2 separate regions of the Homo sapiens genome follow, and region 1 is linked to region 2. A link is a loop called in an ENCODE intact Hi-C map of the cell type or tissue named here. Cell type or tissue: OCI-LY7. All regions are shown on one strand. Each heading gives the region's core, and the rest is flanking DNA. Links, peaks and the distances in the headings are about the cores only. Region 1 overlaps ZCCHC7 (zinc finger CCHC-type containing 7). Region 2 overlaps PAX5 (paired box 5).

What was found. A loop is a pair of places that touch in the nucleus more often than their neighbours do. Peaks named below come from ENCODE experiments on the same cell type or tissue, not always from the same donor. Only the 100,000 strongest peaks of a DNase experiment are listed, where the experiment ranks them.
Region 1: it touches region 2 in a loop (2.9-fold over the local background); 5 of 110 quality-filtered maps call a loop at or near these places.

The regions. Positions count from the first base shown.
Region 1 is chr9:37,188,640-37,197,610 of GRCh38, reverse strand. The region is part of intron 2 of ZCCHC7 (zinc finger CCHC-type containing 7); the gene reads right to left. Among named protein-coding and RNA genes, the nearest start is that of ZCCHC7, 73 kb to the right of the region's middle. RefSeq lists an enhancer at 7,572-7,791. In OCI-LY7, for the core only: CTCF peaks have their summits at 5,526 and 5,732; a DNase peak (open chromatin) is centred at 5,730; H3K4me3 peaks cover 1,295 bases; H3K27ac peaks cover 2,500 bases.
Region 2 is chr9:36,987,545-36,996,515 of GRCh38, reverse strand. The region is part of intron 5 of PAX5 (paired box 5); the gene reads left to right. Among named protein-coding and RNA genes, the nearest start is that of PAX5, 42 kb to the left of the region's middle. RefSeq lists enhancers at 1-364, 266-425, 1,136-1,205, 1,256-1,315, 1,346-1,505 and 1 more. In OCI-LY7, for the core only: a CTCF peak has its summit at 4,735 (motif pointing right); a DNase peak (open chromatin) is centred at 4,735; H3K27ac peaks cover 419 bases.

The sequences.
Region 1 (8,971 bases), core at 4,363-6,862, 200 kb before region 2:
TTCTGGGTACTGCACACTTAATGACAAATCTACATCTCTGAAATCATAACACTGAGACTGGCATTTTCGTTTCCAAAATAAAAAACAGTTCACTGTGCCTTTCCTTCCAGACTGCACCCCATCACTCATCATCACAAGCTAGCATCAAGTGCTTTAAATAACAACATTTTCAATAAATGTGAACTCGGTTCTTTTTATACTTTGTTATAACTTCCTGTGTCTTTGACATATTCAAGAAGTGAAACTCATGCATAGCATGTTTATATTATTCCCTCCTTAGCAAAAGCTCACAGACAATGTCAGGTCTGGAGAGATAAGAGCTGCTTCCAGGACATGAATTCTCATGAGGATTAGGCAACCACCATCTGGGGCTCCAGAGTTTATCTGTAGCAGCTGCCTTCAAAGTATCACACTAGAGGCTGGGGGTGGGGGGAAGTCTAATTTTAAAGTGTTTAACAAGTTCCTCTACCTTGGCTTTGATTATCATTCTGGATTGTTTTTTCCACCTTATAAAAATAAAACATAGTGACCTTTTCTTCATAACACACAAATAACTTAAAACAGCACTATGTATTCAAATGATGAACTCAACACATACTCAAATGTTTAATACGTTACAATATATAACAGAATTTTTAATAATAATTTTAATAATGACTAAAATACTACCCAGTACCTAATGTTGTCATTAATACAAGAGCTTTATCCTTCACACAAAAAAGTGTATCCCCCAATTTTTTTAATTTCTACTGAGAAGGCTACAGATTAAAACAATATCCTAGATATTTTGGGAGGGTTTTTTAAATGTCCTCAAACGACATTAAAATAATCATAACACAATTTTATTAAACAGAAAGCTTTTTAATCAAATATTTATATAAAAACAGGAAATTCAAAAATGAACACAGGGCAAAAAGTTAATTTTAAATGCTCAGCTTTAAATAATAATCTGCTAAATCTGATTACTACATTAAGTTTTATAGTGCTAAAAATGGTCACTATGTAACAAAGCTAGATAGCAAAGAAAAACAAAATAGAAAAATCAAACAAAATAATCTCTATAAAGAATAGGTTCTACTATAATAAGTCCCAAAATCGCTGCACCACTAAAAATAATGCCTTTTTCTTTGCATCAGGTCTCCTTCCATTTAAAATATTCTTCTTTACCTGCCATAAAAATCATGTTATATTTGTTCATTTGAACAACCTGTGACAAAGGACGTACTATTAAAATTAACTAGACAAAATTATTGTTAGTTCCATCAGAGATCTGGCAAAGTGGCTGCATCTACAGATAAAGTTTCACTATAATAAACAGCTTTTTAAAGAACAGTTCACTCTCTTTCATTGTTCATCCAAAATACATAGCAAGCCTATTGTTGTACTGGACAGAGTGACCCAGAGAAACAAAAGGCAGAGGTTTGAGTGTGTCAAAATCATAAAACTGGCACATTATTTGATTCCTGGGATTTTCTTTCCATGCCCAAATATTTATATATATTTATATATCTGGGCCTGACACAAACATTCTAGTCTTATTTTTTGAAGTACCCTCATAATTCCTTCACCAAAATCAAATGCAGAAAATTCAAACTCTACACATCTAAAACTAAAGTGGACTGGGCCCTTCCTTTCAACTTCCCTATTGCTATCAGTAGTTGAATTATTTTAAAAAATCACACAAACTTACAATCTCTCTTCTCTCCATTAACATTTTTATCAAGTCATTAAATCGTGGTGACTCTAATTTCAAAATTATTTTGGCAATATTTTATTTACTTGCAGTAGTACCATTACCAACCTAGTATAAGTTACTCCTCAGAATTTGGACTAAATTATGAGCTTTGTAGGTAGTGTCTCTTCCAGCTAATTCGCATTAAATCACTACTACATTAAGTCTTCACTACATTAAATATGCCTCCCAAAACAATTTGCTCAAACTGTTCTCCCTATCTATTCTTCTGGTTTACAATGCCTTTCCCTTCCTCGACATATTTAAGTTCCCCCTTTACCAGATTCTCCAGGATTCACAAGCAATTGTTTCCTTTTCCATGCCACATTTCATATTCACCCCAGGATAGTCATCTTCCCACTCATTAAACTGCTACATTAGACGCAAAACACATTGGTTTGCATGACCACATCACAAACATTGCTAATGAGCAGCATTTTTCATATATCTAAAGGAGATGAGAAGAAAATAAACAAAAAAAACTTTATTTTGTAGTTTCTTCTGCAACGTCCCTAGTGGCTAAATAACAGTTATTTGCTGAATTAAACTTATCAACAATATGATTTAGGCATTTAGGTGTGCAAAGGGATGCACTTATAAGGGATCTGCTGTTACAAAAAATATGAGAATCTGGCTGGACGCGGTGGCTTACGTCTGTAATCCCAGCACTTTGGGAGGCTGAGGTGGGCGGATCTCCTGAGGTCAGGAGTTCAAGACCAGCCTTGCTAACATGGTAAAACCCCGTCTTCACTGAAAATACAAAAATTAGCCAGGTGTGGTGGTGCACGCCTGTAATCCTAGCTACTAGGGAGGCTGAGGCATGAGAATAGCTTGAACCCGGGTGGTGGAGGTTGCAGTGAGCCGAGATCACACCACTGCACTCTAGCCTGGGCAATAGAGTGAGACCCCATCTCAAAAAAAAAAAAAAAAAGAAAAAAGAGAATCCAAGAAATCTGAGTTCTTGTTCTGCTATACCCACCTGAGAGTAAGCAGTGACAATGATCTCAACAACATACAAAGACATCCTTTGGATAGAGAATTTGTATATATAATAACTGTTTGTAATATCAGCTATTCTTTGACAACAGGATTTTTCTCTTAAATTCCTTCTATTTGTTAGAGATTCAATTTGTCACCCAAGCTGTGGATTTATAGGATTTACATCCTTAAAACGAATTCCAGCATAATTTCACACAGAAGCCTTCCTGAAGTTAACCAGGACAACACCCAAATAAATCTTCCCTTTAAAAAGAATAAATGCTCCATGAAAATCATCAATACATCACTTAAGCTTAAGGCACAATATCTGTGCAACACCAAGCTCTATCCCAATCCTCCCAGTGCCACTAGAGTCTGTCTTAACCCCACACACTCTCTATTATCTGTTCAGACATGTTTTCCCAGTACCATTACTCCAAATAATTCCATTCCCTATACTAAATACACTGCTTCATCCTGCTTGATTCTCTACCTATATTATCTAACAGTCTTGCTCTTGAGTTGCAAGGCCGTTGCTACTTAACTCTACATTGACCTACCACTTACGATATGTAAGTAAGCTCTAAAGTCTCTTATAGGACCTCTGTATCATCTCTTAAATCACCAGGAATCAAGTACTCCAATTTGAGTTTTAACCATTATCTAATTTTCTATTAAAAATGCTAACTCAAAAAGAGAAATATTCTTTAATATATTAAAGGCCACTATCCTAGCATAGCAAGTACCCAATTTTTTAGAGTTTGTCTTCAATATATCCACATTTGTATGAAAACTTCACCCTAACTACAAAATTGGTCAGAGTGCTTAATTGTGTGGGATAGGCAAGTTAAGTGCCAGAGAGGAGTTCAAAGAACATCAGCAATGTCTGAGTTTGAGTGTGAACCTGAAAATCATAATGAAAACGCTGTAAGAGGGAAAGGGATGAGGCATTCAAATAATAATTTTAAAGATGAGGATATCAGGTTACAAGGGTCACACAGGACAAGCTTCATGGAGGAGATGAGACTTCAGGTGACTGATGGATTTGCACTGATTAGGAAAGAGGGAGAAAGAAATTCCTGAAGGCGGACAAATTTTTCCTTGGTAGATATGTGCCCAGCTTTTGTAGTAAGAGCAGGGCAGGATTACCACCTCATTCCTTGCTGAGGATAGAAACTGCATATAAACTGCATTAATTGGTAGCTCATATAAAATTGTACATGAAACAGCAGAAAATCCAACAACATAAACAGGCTATTATTAACACAATTTTTTTTTTTTAAAAGGCTACTAGATTTTTCTCCAGGCTGTAGAACCTGCCAGACTGTAGTACAGTGGCAGGCAACTTACATCCCTTGGAAAAGTTACTTTTGTGTGATCATCTAAACTAACAATTTTAAAGAATGTTTTATACAAAATATGGGATAATTATTGGTCTGAGACAGAAATAAGACTTTCTGAACATCTTTCTTTGGCCTGCTAGATGTCAAAATGCAGTAAAATTTCCTATTGTAGGAGAATTTTAGTTAATAAAAGTAATTTTATTCCAATGTCTGATTTACACAGTACAAAAGTGTACTAATAACCGTCAGAAATTTTTAAAGCTACAATACCCTTCTGAAGCCACCCTAATAATTGCTTATTAAAACACTTTCTGTTAAAATGTTAAAGTTATTGATTTTTTTTAAATTTCAGCAATACAAAGATGTAGCTTTCAATTCATGTTCAAACATAAAATAACTGAATTGAAAAACAATTTCACTTTCATTGAAATCAAGTCAATGGCTCATTATTCAAAAGCATATGTTCATCAATACAAATAAACTTTCATTTCTATTTGAGGTTAAAATCCTAAAATAGCCCCAAAGTTGCACCACAATTCAGCTGCTATGGAAAGCTAAGTAGTGCTTCCCATGACTAAATGGATTAATTCTTTAGCCCAAACACAATTACTGTTCTCCACACTGTTCCATTGAACATCTAAATAAGCATCCCAAAGCTTATTTCATTCAAAGAAAAGATCCAGACTAAAGAATAATCCCAATGTATGAAGTTTACATTTTGTGTAAAGTTTTTTTAAAAAGGGAAAAATCTATAAGTGGTAATCAGGAAAAGACATGAGTCATTGTAGACAGGTGTTGGGGATGACATCTATCGACTAATAGATATCTTTGTTGAAGGACTGCCGTACAGATTCCAGTAGATGTCTTTTTCTCAAACCAATTTTTCTGACTTAGTTATTGAATCTAGACTTTTCCATAGGTGACACACACATTAACAGCAAAAAGAATAACTCTTCAAGAAATAGCCAATTACATGGAAAGATATTTCTTCTGGTCCTTTTCTTGCTTTAAAATTTTTCAACTTCAACCATGTATGAAAAGTGCTGTCTTACAATCATGTTTACTGAACATTTTATTCTTCCATATATTTCTACATTTCAAAAATCTCCTGTAATACACACCTGATCTAAAGAAGAAAATATGGAGAGGTCAGGGAATAGGAATGAGGGCAATGAGCTATACTGAAATAATTCAATATGGCTCAAAGGGTAAAATGAAAGAAAAATAATAGTTACTAATTTCAGATCAGGATTCTCTGACAATAACAAGTTATCTGATTATGAGATGGGCTGCCTTATTAACACTTGCTGTTACTGAGATGTTTACAAAGAAACTAGGTAACCATGTCCACTATGTTGGAGAAAAAATTCCTATATGAGAGAAACTGGACTACATAACCCTATAGACTTTCTTCTGACTCTTAATACTGGTCATTCAATTTCCACTCCTTTTTAACTAAAGTTCTGAAATGGTAGCTCTTTTTCCACCTGTTTAATGCCCCTTGGGAGACCACTACTGTCAAATTATCATTGCAACATTAGTTGCTAGAAAGAGAATTTTTAGCTCTTTATAACACTTTTGCATTTAACTAAAGGATTATTTGCTGTTAGGCGGTTTTCTACAGCTCTGCCCCCAAAGGACTTTCACAAACAATGCAAATGCATTTTCACAAGATGGAGCAATTTAGCTTTGGTCTTTTAATGAAGGCTGAATTAATGGCAAGGCTTCCTTGCATTGTTGTAAACTAGACTGCTACAAAGAGCAGGTGAAATGGTTTTCTTCCTTTGGGCAGAAATGAAAATAAACTGTAAAATTCCTACCCAGTTTTGATTCATGTTTGCGTTCATTAACAGAGGGTTAAACAGCCTGAACCTTACCTTTAGCAACTGCAGGTATAATCGGATTAATTTAAATGGTTATTAATGCCCTTTGGAATTCTAATTAGCCAGGGGGACAGCTGATGCAGACAGCCTTCGGGGGTGGGGATTAGTCTCTCAATCAGAGTTCAAACTCTCAGAGCAGCACCCCTACATAAATCCTATCCACCATTTTAGTGGGGTGGGAGTAGGGGACATGGAGAGTAGGGGTGAAGAATCTAAAATAAAGAAATACAGTGTAAAAAACAAAAAGTACAAAAAGGTAAGAAATATAAAAGAGAAAGGAGAAAAAATATGACAAAAAATGTTCAATATACTTTCAAAACAATATACTGGTGATTAAAAAGAAGAGAAACCTAATGCACTTCAAATAAGTACAACAAACAAAAAGAAACTTCCTAGAAAATGGTTATTAGATCTTTGGCCTAGAATCTTATGACAAATTAGAAAAGACATAAAACTAAGGTAAAATTACTTTTTCCATAGGCAAAAATTTAATTATCCTGCTTCTCTGAGGCAGCAAAAGTTGCAATAGCTTCAAGTGCCCAAAATGTTTTACTAAATTTGCACATTTAGTTGCACCCATAAAAGGTGTACCCTGAAACGGGACAGTTTCCTTGTGTGGGTTCTAATGCATGTATTCTTTTTTTTTTTTTTTGAGACGGAGTTTTGCTCTTGATGCCCAGGCTGGAGTGCAATGGCGCGATCTCGGCTCACCGCAACCTCCGCCTCCCGGGTTCAAGCAATTCTCCCACCTCAGCCACCCAAGTAGCTGGGATTACAGGCAAGCACCACCACGCCCAGCTAATTTGGTATTTTTTTTTAGTAGAGACAGGGTTTTTCCATGTTGGTCAGGCTGGTCTCGAACTCCTGACTTCAGGTGATCCACCCGCCTCAGCCTCCCAAAGTGCTGGGATTTACAGGCGTGAGCCACCGTGCCCAGCCTAATGCATGTATTCTTAAACAACATGAAGCATAAAACAAAGAATATGGGGAAACCCATACATTAGAGTTACAATTGTTTCTTACGTTTTAACATTTTTGTTGATTTCCAAATATACCAGGAGTTCCAATTCCAAGTAAGATGGAATAAGCACACACTACCTTGTCTTTTCCACTGAATCCAGAAAACCTGGATGATGCATAAAGCAGCTAGTTAAGGCAGACTGGGGAATAAAATAAGAATTCATATTAATATCAAACAGATGATTTAGTATTTTTCCCCCTTTAGTATCTCCTGCCCTAGACTCAAAGCAGCTGAAATCTGGAAGCAGGCACTCAGGGATAGACAAAGAGAACTCCAGGAGAAGCCTCTAGTTCTAGCTTGAGGAGCAGGAACAGAATCTCCTAATACTTAGATAGAATGAAGAAAATTCCCTAGGCATTTTTTTTATTCTTTTCAACATCCTCCATACCCAGCCCCTGAGCAAACAAGATGGTGGTGGAAGCAGTGACAGCAGCAGCAGTGGGGTCTGCAGAAGTCTAAAACTCTGAGGGAACAAACCTTCATCATCAAGAGGGTAGCAAGAATTCTTTTTGCTTATTTTTTTCTCTGTCTTCTTGCTACTTGGCCCCAGTATGGGCACAGCTGCAAGAAATGTGCAGCAGAAGAGAGTAACTAAAGCAAGCTCCAGCTCTGTAGCTGGAAGTATAAAGAGGGGAGGATTAGGCAACCAAAAAGTACCAGAGAGATTATGAAGAAGGAGAAGCATAGGAAAGTGGCCCCATGAAGTTTGTGCTCACCCTTCCAAACTATGCCTGCATAAGGTTGATCCTAAAATAACATACCACAGACTCTGAGAGCTAAACTATGGAGTAGACAACTACTCAGTTCCCAGACAGTCCAATGTTTGGCACACACACTGGACAGTTCTGAGTAAGACTGCAAAGGTTTTGTAAAGGAAACTGGCATTGGAACTACAGCCTACAGAAGGCTGTTTAGAACTTTCAACCTGAATGAACCCAACCAAATTGCCTATTAAAAAAAAAAATCAGCTGGGCGTGGTGGCTCATGCCTGTAATCCCAGCACTTTGGGAGGCCAAGGCAGGCAGATCACCTGAGGTCAGGAGTTCGAGACCAGCCTGGTCAACATGGTGAAACCGCGTCTCTACTAAAAATAGAAAAAATTAGCTGGGTGTGGTAGTGTGCACCTGTAATCCTAGCTACTTGGGAGACTGACGCAGGAGAATCGCTTGAGCCCAGGAAGCAGAGGTTGCAGTGAGCCGAGACCACGCTGTTGCACTCCAGCCTGGGCAACAAGTGCAAAACTCAGTCTCAGCGGGGGAAAAGAATTCAACATTCATCACAGCATTAAACCAAGACAAAAGGTCTCAAAATATGACACTTAAATTGTCCAGGATACAGCCCAAAATAATTTGACAAATGAAGAATCAGGAAAACCTCAATGAGAAAAAAACAACAGATGCCAACACTGAAATAATGCAGATGATGGATTTATCTGACCAAGACTTTAAAGCCACTATTATAAAAATGTTCCAACAAGGGCAAACACTCTTGGATGAACAAAGATGGAAAGCCACCTCAAAAAATAGAAGATATAAAGAAAAATCAAATGCAAAATTTAGAAACTGAAAAATATAATAACCAAAATGAAAATCTCATTAGACAGGCTAGATAGCTGACAGATTTATAGAAAATATTAAATCTGAGAGATGGGAAAAAAATGAAGAAAGGAAGGAGTGGGGAGAGGGGAGGAGATGGGAGGAGAGAGGGGAGGGGAGGGGAGAGGGGAGGAGAGAAGGGAGGGGCGAGGGGAGAAGGGAGGGGGAGGGGAGAGGAGAAGGGAGAGGAGGGGGAAAGAGAAGGGGAGGGGAGAGGGAAGAGGGGAGGAGAGGGGAGGGGAAGGGGAGGGGAGGGAGGGGGAAGGGAGGGGTGAGGAAGAGAGGGGGAGGGGAAAGGAGGGAGGGGGAAGAGAGGGGTGAGGAAGGGGAGGGGTGAGGAAGGGAGGGGGAGGGGTGGGGGAAGGGAGGGGAGGTGAGATAGGGGAGGAGAGGGAGGGGAGGGGAGGAAGGGGAGGGGG
Region 2 (8,971 bases), core at 3,773-6,272:
GTCAGGAGTAATAGGCAGCCCCTGTGGGATTGAGAGTTCACAGATCTCTGATCCCTGGAGAGCCCCAAATAAGGTGTTGAGTCAAAGGCACAGGCTCATGGGCAGGGATGAAATGGTTTGAGGACTTCTTGTAGCGAGTTACTTAATCTCTCTGCACCTCCATTTTGTTATCTGGCGAATAGAGTTGACGCAAGCCTTGTGGGTTACAGTGAGAATAAAATGAAGTGAAGTGACAGCTGCCAAGGGCGTGGCCCCAGGGCCTGGCTGTAGTCAATGCTGAGTAGATGGCCACGGAGAGGCCTATGTTTGAGGACGTGAGGCCCGTCATGGCAGAGGGCAGCAGGCTTTAGCCACGGTCCTGTTGGCAGCTGGAACTGGCTGGTTCGCCCACCACCACCTTCCTGTTTGGAGCTGTGGAGCCACGGAGCGATTCCATAGTACTGAAGAAGCCGATTGCCTGCAGCCGGGAGCCCGGGGCATCCAGGCTGAACAACAGTGCCCCCAGGTGTCGGCTGCAGAATGAAGGGCCACTCACTTTCCTCCTCCTTTGCCTTTAGGAAGCTGAGTCTCCCAGCCTGCTTCATGGCAGAAGAAAAGGGTCAGGCCCCAGTTTTCCCTGAAGAGAGGCACAGGGAGCACAGGGGGGTGGAGGCCTCCAGGGTGGGGGCAGAGGGTAGCACCCTGGGCCTGGGAGGGCTGGGCGTCTGAGGGGTTGTTGGGGCCACCAGCCTGGACCTCGAGACTCCCCCATGGGAGCTGGAAGGGCCTTGGAGAGCACCTGAGACGCCCCGCTCCGTCATTCGCATGGGAAAACAGGCTCAGAGAAGAGAGGCGGTCTGCCCAGATCACACAGCAAAACCCCCAAAACCTAGAGAGAGAGGATGGCTCTGTGGAAAATCCTTGGCATCCCTTGCCTTTCGATGTGATAAATTCAGTTTTCCTCTCCCTCCTTTCCTCCATTCTCACAGGGCCGTCCGCCATCCCCACTGTTGACAGCCAGCCCCATCAGTCTTATCTCCCCATGGGGTGCTGCCCACACGTCCCCCCGCACTGACCTCAGTTCTTGAGAGAAGCCCTGCCCTTCTCTCGCGGGCCTCCCTTTCCTCCTGCTCATTCCTCCTGTGCCTCCAGTCCCTGTGTGTTGGCTCAGCTTCCCGTCTCCAGGCCATTGCCCACTCAGGGCCTGCCACCTGGAATGCTGTCCTTGAGCCTGGACCTGGCCTGGCTTTCTGGAACCAGCCCACTCCCCTGTGGGGATTTCCAGTGTTGGGTCATTGGTCCTTCACAACTGGCTGAGACCCAAGGATTCTTTAGGGTCCAGTGTGGAGTATGGGTGAACAGGCAGCCTCTCCATCTCCTTTTCCCAGTGTGGCTTTGGGGGCAGGAAGGAGGTTACCACCATTTTGTCTTGGCCTCTGCTGGGGCTTTCCAAGGGCAGGTCCCCTCCCTGGCCCTCTGTGTGCTGTCCCCTGGATGTAGAGAGGTGTCTACATGTCCCCTCATGTAGAGAGGTGGGTTGTTACCTGAGTTCTCTTTTTGTCTAGGAAGGAGTCAGGACCAAGGTTCTGCTGGGGTGTGGTCGTGGTGGGGGCATCACGTAGAACCCAGGGGGGAATTGGCAGCCTGGTAGCCATGCTTTCCTTGGCTTGCCCTGTATTGATGATGATTTTGAATTAGTTACCAACATTGCAAAATCAGGAAATTTCATGTATGGATGGATGCCTGGCTTCTTTGGGGAAGAAAAATCAGATCTGGCAACCCTGGGGCAGCTGGCAGCCTGGCAACCCACAAGGCAACAGTCATCTGGGGCTGCTGGGCCCGAGTTCTCATGCGCTCCCCGCTCAAGTTGCTCTCGGCACTTGTGCTCTGTTTTCCTTGGCCTGAAGGTCTTTGAGCTTCTGGAGTCTTAGCATGAACTCTAAAGAAACCAGTTTGGCTCAGTCTCTGCCTGTGGCAGCTGAAGCTAATGGGAGGCAGATCCTGGAACTGGCCGGTGGGGCCGAGTGTGCGTGCGTGTATGTGTGTGGTCAGGGAAGTGGGTAGTCAGGCTTACAGGCCAGAGGTGGGTAGGGTAGCGGAGGCAAGAACTTAGGGCAGTGGCCAAGCAGCCACACTCCTTGGCAGGTCATGTGCTCTATACCCTGCAGGTAGGGTAGTCCAGGCACAGAGGGCGCAGGCTTGGCCCAAGGGTATGCAGGGGGCAGTTAGTGGCAGAGATGGTGAGGACCTGGTTTCCATCTCCCTGCCTGGCGGGCCACTCTCCCCTGTGATCTCTGTCCTGATCTTGTAGCTGTGGGCACCTCAGCTGAGACCCAGATAGACAACTGCTGGAGGCCTCTGTGGTAACGCAGGGCATCTGAGGCCAGGTGGCCAATTGGAGGGGCTCCTGGGGCCTTTCCCTAGTGCCCAGGGCCTGTCCCACGGGTGGGGGCTCAGGTTTCGGTTCCTCCTCGCTCCTGGGTCCCCAAGTTTCACTTTGATTCAGTGAGCGAGAGCCCCCGTGAGAGCCAACGCCGCTGAACCCCCACCCTCTCTGTTTGTGCACCTGGTTTGCCCCAGCCCCTCCCCCTCCTCTTACCCCCAGTTCCTTTTCCCATGGGGTGGTGTACTGGTGTTCGGGAGAGCCCTGGGGGTATGGGAGAGGGCAGGGTGCTGCCATGTGGGGATCTCAGTTCAGGGAATCAGTTTGGGGGCCAACCAGTAAAAGAGTGGTGGGGCCGATGGAGGGGGATATAGTCTCATCTGCTGTGGGCAGTCCCCTGCCAAGGCGGTCTGGAACTTGAGGTGAAATGGCCTTGGCTTTCTCCACCCTGCATGCCCTGCTGCCCCATGGGGAAGAGAATCCCACAGTCCTTTCTCTCTGGCTTGGGAATATGGTTTAATCCCTGGCTGCATAGCCTGTGGGTCAGAGAATTTACAAGGCTTCAAACCCCTGCCCCTGCTGTGTCCCTTCTTCCTGTCCCTTTCTCTGTCTGGGCCTCAGTTTTTCCATCTAAAACAGGAGATCAATGAATTGCTGAGGTTTTTTTCTGGCACCAAAATTTTGAGTTTCTCCTGGTTCCATCTCAAGTCCTCTTGGCATTATTGTAGGGCAGCAGTTCTCAAATGTTTGGTCCTGGGTCCCTTTAAACTCTTAAAAATTATCAAGGACTTCAAGGAGCTTTAGTTTATGAGGGTTAATTAAAATGGATGAAAGTTTAAAATATTTATTTATTAAAAATAACAGTAACAAACAAGTAACATAAATAATATTTTTGAAATAAGAAAGAACCGAATCTTCCAAACCCAAAATTTAGTATGAATGGCATTGGCTTACAGTTCTGCAGATCCCTTTAGTGTCTGGCTTAATAGAAAACAGCTGGACTCTCATAGCTGCTGCTGTATTCACTCCGTTGTGATGGAACACATCTTACAGCTTCTGAAAACCTCCACTGTAGACTCGTGAGAGAATGAGAGTGAAGAAGACAAATCACACATTAGCATTAATATGAAAATAACAGGTGCAGCAAACCACTATGGCACATGTATACCTGTGTAACAAACCTGCACATTCTGCACGTGTATCCCAGAACTTAAAGTAAAATAAAAAAACAATGAAAATAATTTTGTCCTCACAGATCACCTGAAAGTATCTTGGGGACCCCTTCTTCCAACCCTGGCAGGGCTCCCTGGACTACACTTTGAAAATTTCTGCTTCAGGCTGCTGCAAAGTCTGAACTTGCCTACTTATCACTCATATAGATAAGGTGAGCAATTAAGTGGTTTCAGTTAAAAGAAAGGTGTCATCAGTCATTTCTCCTGTTCTTAGCTCCTTAAGACAGTGGGAGCCATGGCAGGTCTTTGAGCTGAGGAGGGAGTGACAAGACACACTGGGTTTTGGAAATCCTCCACTAGCCGATTGGGATATGTATGTAGTGCTTCTTGCTTCTATCCCAGGTTGAGCTCCCACGGAAAGACATAGCTACCGAGCCTTCTCCCCTTCCCAGCAGATTGTTGGTAGGGCTTGAGGTCTGATTTCCCTCCAGCAGGCTTTCTTCTGTGCCAGCAGCAGCCAGCTCGTGCCACCCGAGAGCCTGGGGAGTGAGTGTTTCAGAACCCTGCCTATTCTCCCCATCCAGCTTAGCTCTGTACTAGCCTGCAGCCACCTGGAGACCCCATCTGGGGCATATTTTTGATGGGAAGAAAACCTAGCAATGCTATTGATTGGGAATGAAACAAAATAAAATAAAGAAGTGGGTTTGGTATTTATCTTGACTCCTGGCATTTGAGGAAAAGCAGGTCTAAAAGACAGTTGACAAAGGGGAGATTTTTGTTCTGATTCCACAGGGGCTTCTGGGTGTTTCTGGAATGTTTCTGGTTGACTCATGTGTGTGTGTGGGAGGGTTGGGGGGTGGGGGCGAGGTGTGTGTGTGCCCGCATGTGTTTAATTTTACTTTGAAATTTCTAGTTTTCATTTTTATTAGTACAAATTAACATTTGTGTTAGTCCTTCCTTGGGGCATTTTATCCCTGTGTTAGAATAAACTGTGGGAGAGGGAGAACAAGAGAATGTCTTAAGGTAATTTGAGAAAAATTGAGAGAGGAAGAAGGATAAAAGGTGTGAGAGAAGGTATGTGTGAGAAACACATTGCTTGTAGCAAAATTAACTGATCTATGAGAGGAAATAGGCAGAAAGAAAGGCATAGCCTCTTGAGGGACTGAACAGTGGAGGACGAAAGTGATGAGGGAGTCAGACACTTCCCAGCACCAGCCACCAGGTGGCACCATCGACCCAGGACAGCTTAGTTGCTGTCCAGGGTTAGGAACAAGAGGGGTAGGGTAGCAGGGCAGTGTGTACCGGCCATTCATGAGCTTGGTATGCTTGTAACTGGGTCGGAGGTGGCAGTGCCCAGGTGGGCTGACCATTAGCTGAAGTCTCACTTCTTCAGCAGCATTCAGTCAGGGAGGGGGAGGCTGGACCATTGCTAGTGGGGATTAATCTGGTCCTTTCTCACCTCCATGGTCCAAATGCCTTGATATAAACCTTTCTGGGAGTAGAGTCCTTGGTTCTACTCTAAGCCTTTACTTGCTGTGTGACCTTGGCCAAGTCACTTCTCTCTGGGCCTTGTTTTCCGCATATTAAAATGTGGAAATTGGAGCAGACGATTTTTGAGGTTCTTTTGGGCTCTGACACTCTGTGGTGTACCAGAGAGCACTAGAGCTGGAGTTAGATTCTAGATCTTTCTGTCAGCCATGTGACCTTGGGTAGGTCACTTCTCACATCTGTGGAGATTATAGTCACATCTTTCTCTTAGACTTACATAAAATAGAAGATGGAAAAATGCTTTTGAAATCTTTTTGGTGCTTTAGGAAAAGGAGAGTGTTGTGATTTTATAATTTTTGCTGGAATTTTTTTTTTTTTTTTTTTTGAGACAAGGTCTGGCTCTACCGCCCAGGCTGGAGTGCAGAGGTGTGATCTCAGCTCACTGCAACCTCTGCCTCCTGGGCTCAAGCCATCCTCCCAGCTCAGCCTCGGAGTAGCTGGGGCTACAGGCATGAACCGCCATGCCTGGTTAATTTTTGTATTTTTTGTAGAGATGGGATTTCACCATGTTGTCCAGGCTGGTCTCAAACTCATGAGCTCAAGCAATCCACCTGTCTTGGCCTCCCAAAGTGCTGGGATTACAGGCGTGAGCCACTGCGCCCGGCCTTCTCTGGAATTTAAATTAGCGGGAAGCAGGGGCTCCACCATCTTCACTGCTTAGAAAGTTTGTGCCTCTACATGTCACCACGGAAAAAGGCCTGCCTTATGGCAAGCGTTTGCTCAAGGTCACTGCATCTCTGTCCTAAATATCCATTGAATCTGCTCATTTCTCTCCATCCCCATTGCTACTGCCTTAGTCCAAGCACTCTCTTCTCTCATTTGGACTATTGCTGTAGCCTGCTGGCTGGTCCCCATCTCCAATGTCGTTGACTTGTCCAAATAATAGTCTGCCCTCCACATAGCAGCTGAAAGAAAATTCTGATCAATGACTTGCCTGAAGGGTTTTAACCTTCAAATCTGCCCATTGTTCTCAGAAGCTATGCAAACTTCTTAACAAGGCTGCCAGGCCCTCTCCACTCTCCTCTTTTCATGCGCACTCCAGTCATACCAAACCTCTTTCCGTTCCTTAAACACCACATGCTCTGTCCTGTTTGCAACCTAGGAGTCAGACAACCCGAGTTCTAGTGCTGACTCAACAATGACTACTCCTGGAATCTTGGACCAATCTCTGAGCCTCAGTTTCCCAATTGTGCTTGTGATTGGACTGTTATATGAATTGAATGAGATTATGCATGTAAAGTGCTCAGGATGACCCCATATATAATAAGTGCTCAATAAAGAGTGCCTTTTATTATGCTCTTCCCACTGCTTGAAAAACTGTCTTCCTCCCTCACCCTACTGTTTACCTGGCTGACATCCCAAACTTCAGGATCTAGCTTGTGTCACTTCCTAAGTGAGGGCTTCTCAGATGCTCCCCTCCAACCCAACTCCCCACCAGCACACAGAACCTGCCTGTTCATCAAAATATCACATTTGTCACTCGCCTGTTTTCCCAGCAAGACTGTGAGCTCCATGAAGGCAGGAACTGTGTCTGGAGCAGTCACCAATGTCACCTTAGTGCCCAGCACAGGGCCTGGTTCACAACAGCAAATATGTACCGAATGGGGGCCATGGATGTCACAGAAGCCATGGGCTCATCTGGGGAATGAGTGGAGGCTGCTGAGCAGAACACAGAGCCTTGCACGTCAAACGTTCCCCAAGTCCTGCCTGACCCCAGAGTCTCCATCCTCCAGGATCTTGTGACAGCCATTCTAGACGGGGAGGGAGCTCTTTCGTGATCTACATGCACACATGCATACATATGGATACTGGTGCCTGTGGTCCTCTTTCTGCCTGCCATACCTAAGCATGTGCTCCAGATGTGTATAGATCACAGCACCAAAGAGGAACTGCAATATGGGATAACTATAACGGCTAACATTTACTGAGTATTGACTCTGGATTTTAAATTATTAACTCATGTAATACTCACAACCACTGTACCAGGTGGATACTCTTATTATCCCCATTTTATAGAGATACAGAGAGAGTGAGACAATTTCCCAAGGTCACACAGCTCAATAGTGGCAGTGTTGGGACTAGTACCTAGGTGCTTACTGGCCATCCCAGTCTGCCTCTCACAGAGGGTGTCACAACAGGATGACATCCGTATGAGGCTGTGTTCTCCAGGGGAATATCCTCAGCTCTCTCCAACATGGGGCTTTGATTCTACTTTTTCGCAGTTCTGCCTGTTCCCCCATTATCCTGTCTGGCTGAGCTCAGGGGGACCTTGGCTCAGAGTCTGTTGCATCACTCAGGGGTACGCCATTTCTGAAGCTTTCCTAACACTGCTGCGCACACTTCCCTGTCACACCTGCAAGTTGGTCACCTTCAAGCGCAGCCGGCTGGTCACATGTGGGTTTTAAGCCACAGCAGGTGGCACCGTGAGTAGACTGGGGTTTGAGCCTTGCCTTTCCTTTTACTAGCAGTGTGAGCTTTGACAGCAAAGGGCTTTAGCTTCTTTGAGCTTCAATTTCCTCACCTGTCAAAGGGGGATAATAATTCCTGCCTTTTCTGGTAATTAGAAAATGTTGCCTATAATATTTTGATTAGCACTGGCACATGGCAAGTTTCAAAAATATCACCTATTATTTTCTTATTTCTATTATCAGAGCAAAGTGTTTTTACTCTGAATCTAGATTCCTCAAAAAGATCTCGTTGAGAACGTTCTAAATTCCCAGATTTTTTGTTTTCTCTCTCTCTCTCTCTTTTTTTTTTTTTTTTTTTTTTTTGAGACAGGGTCTCACTCTGTTGCCCAGGCTGGAGTGCAGTGGTGCAAACACAGCTCACTGCAGCCTTGACCTCGTGGGCTCAAGTGATCCTTCCACTTCAGCCTCCTGAGTAGCTGGGACTGCAGGCATGCACCACCACACCCGGCTATTTTTTAAAATTTTTTTGTCAAGACAAGATCTCGCTTTGTTGCCTAGGCTGGTCTTGAACTCTTGGGCTCAAGCAATCCTCCTGCCTCAGGCTCCCAAAATGCCAGGATTACAGGCTTTCTTTCTTTTTTAATGATCATTTTATTTATATTACTAAGTTTCATGATAGGATTGTTCAGCTTAGGGTCAGAAGAAAAGGAAAGAAATACCAACTGGAATTCATGCTGGCAGAATTTCAGCTCCATGTTTCTGAAACACAAATAATTCAAGTCGTAGCTGAGGGCAGCTGTCAGAAGTAAGGTGAGCCTGACACGACACTGGAGAAGCCTGGGTTTCTCATCCTGACTCAGCCGTGGCCTTGCGGTGTGGTCTGAGTCAGGTCCTGCCCTTCCGGAGCCTCGGTTAGGACCCACTGAGTCTGGACAACCCTTCCAGCTCCTGATCCTTTCTCCTCCCCCGCTCCCCGCCGCTCCCCCTCCCTCCTTCTTCATCTTCTCGCTCTTCGTTTCCTTTCTGTCTCAGACACAAACGCCATCCAGCACTTCTGAATAGTACTTTTGTTCCGTGAACATCTCTTTTCTGAAAAGGACGATTGGTCAGGTTTGTATCTTTTAACTGCTGGCACATTTTATCAGTTAAGAACCTGCGTACCTCCCTCTCGGGAGACAACCTTAAGGAGGCAGGCAGGCAGGCAGAGAGGCAGAGACAATGGGCGAAAAACAACTGTTTGGGGGCCTAATTTATGGTTCCTCCAGCAAATGCCTTCCTTCGTGGGAGCCCCTTTCCCCTTTCCTGCTCTTCCCCATGGCCCCGAGCATCTTCCAGCAGACCCCAGTGTATGACTCCTTCCTAGCTCCCCAAAGAATGGGGAGAGGGAACGAGCAGAGCCTGTGCCTGAGCCATCTCGTTCAAGGCCTTCAAGGCGGGGCTTGGAGTCCTGGCTTGGCACTCCCTTGCTGGTGATCTTGGGC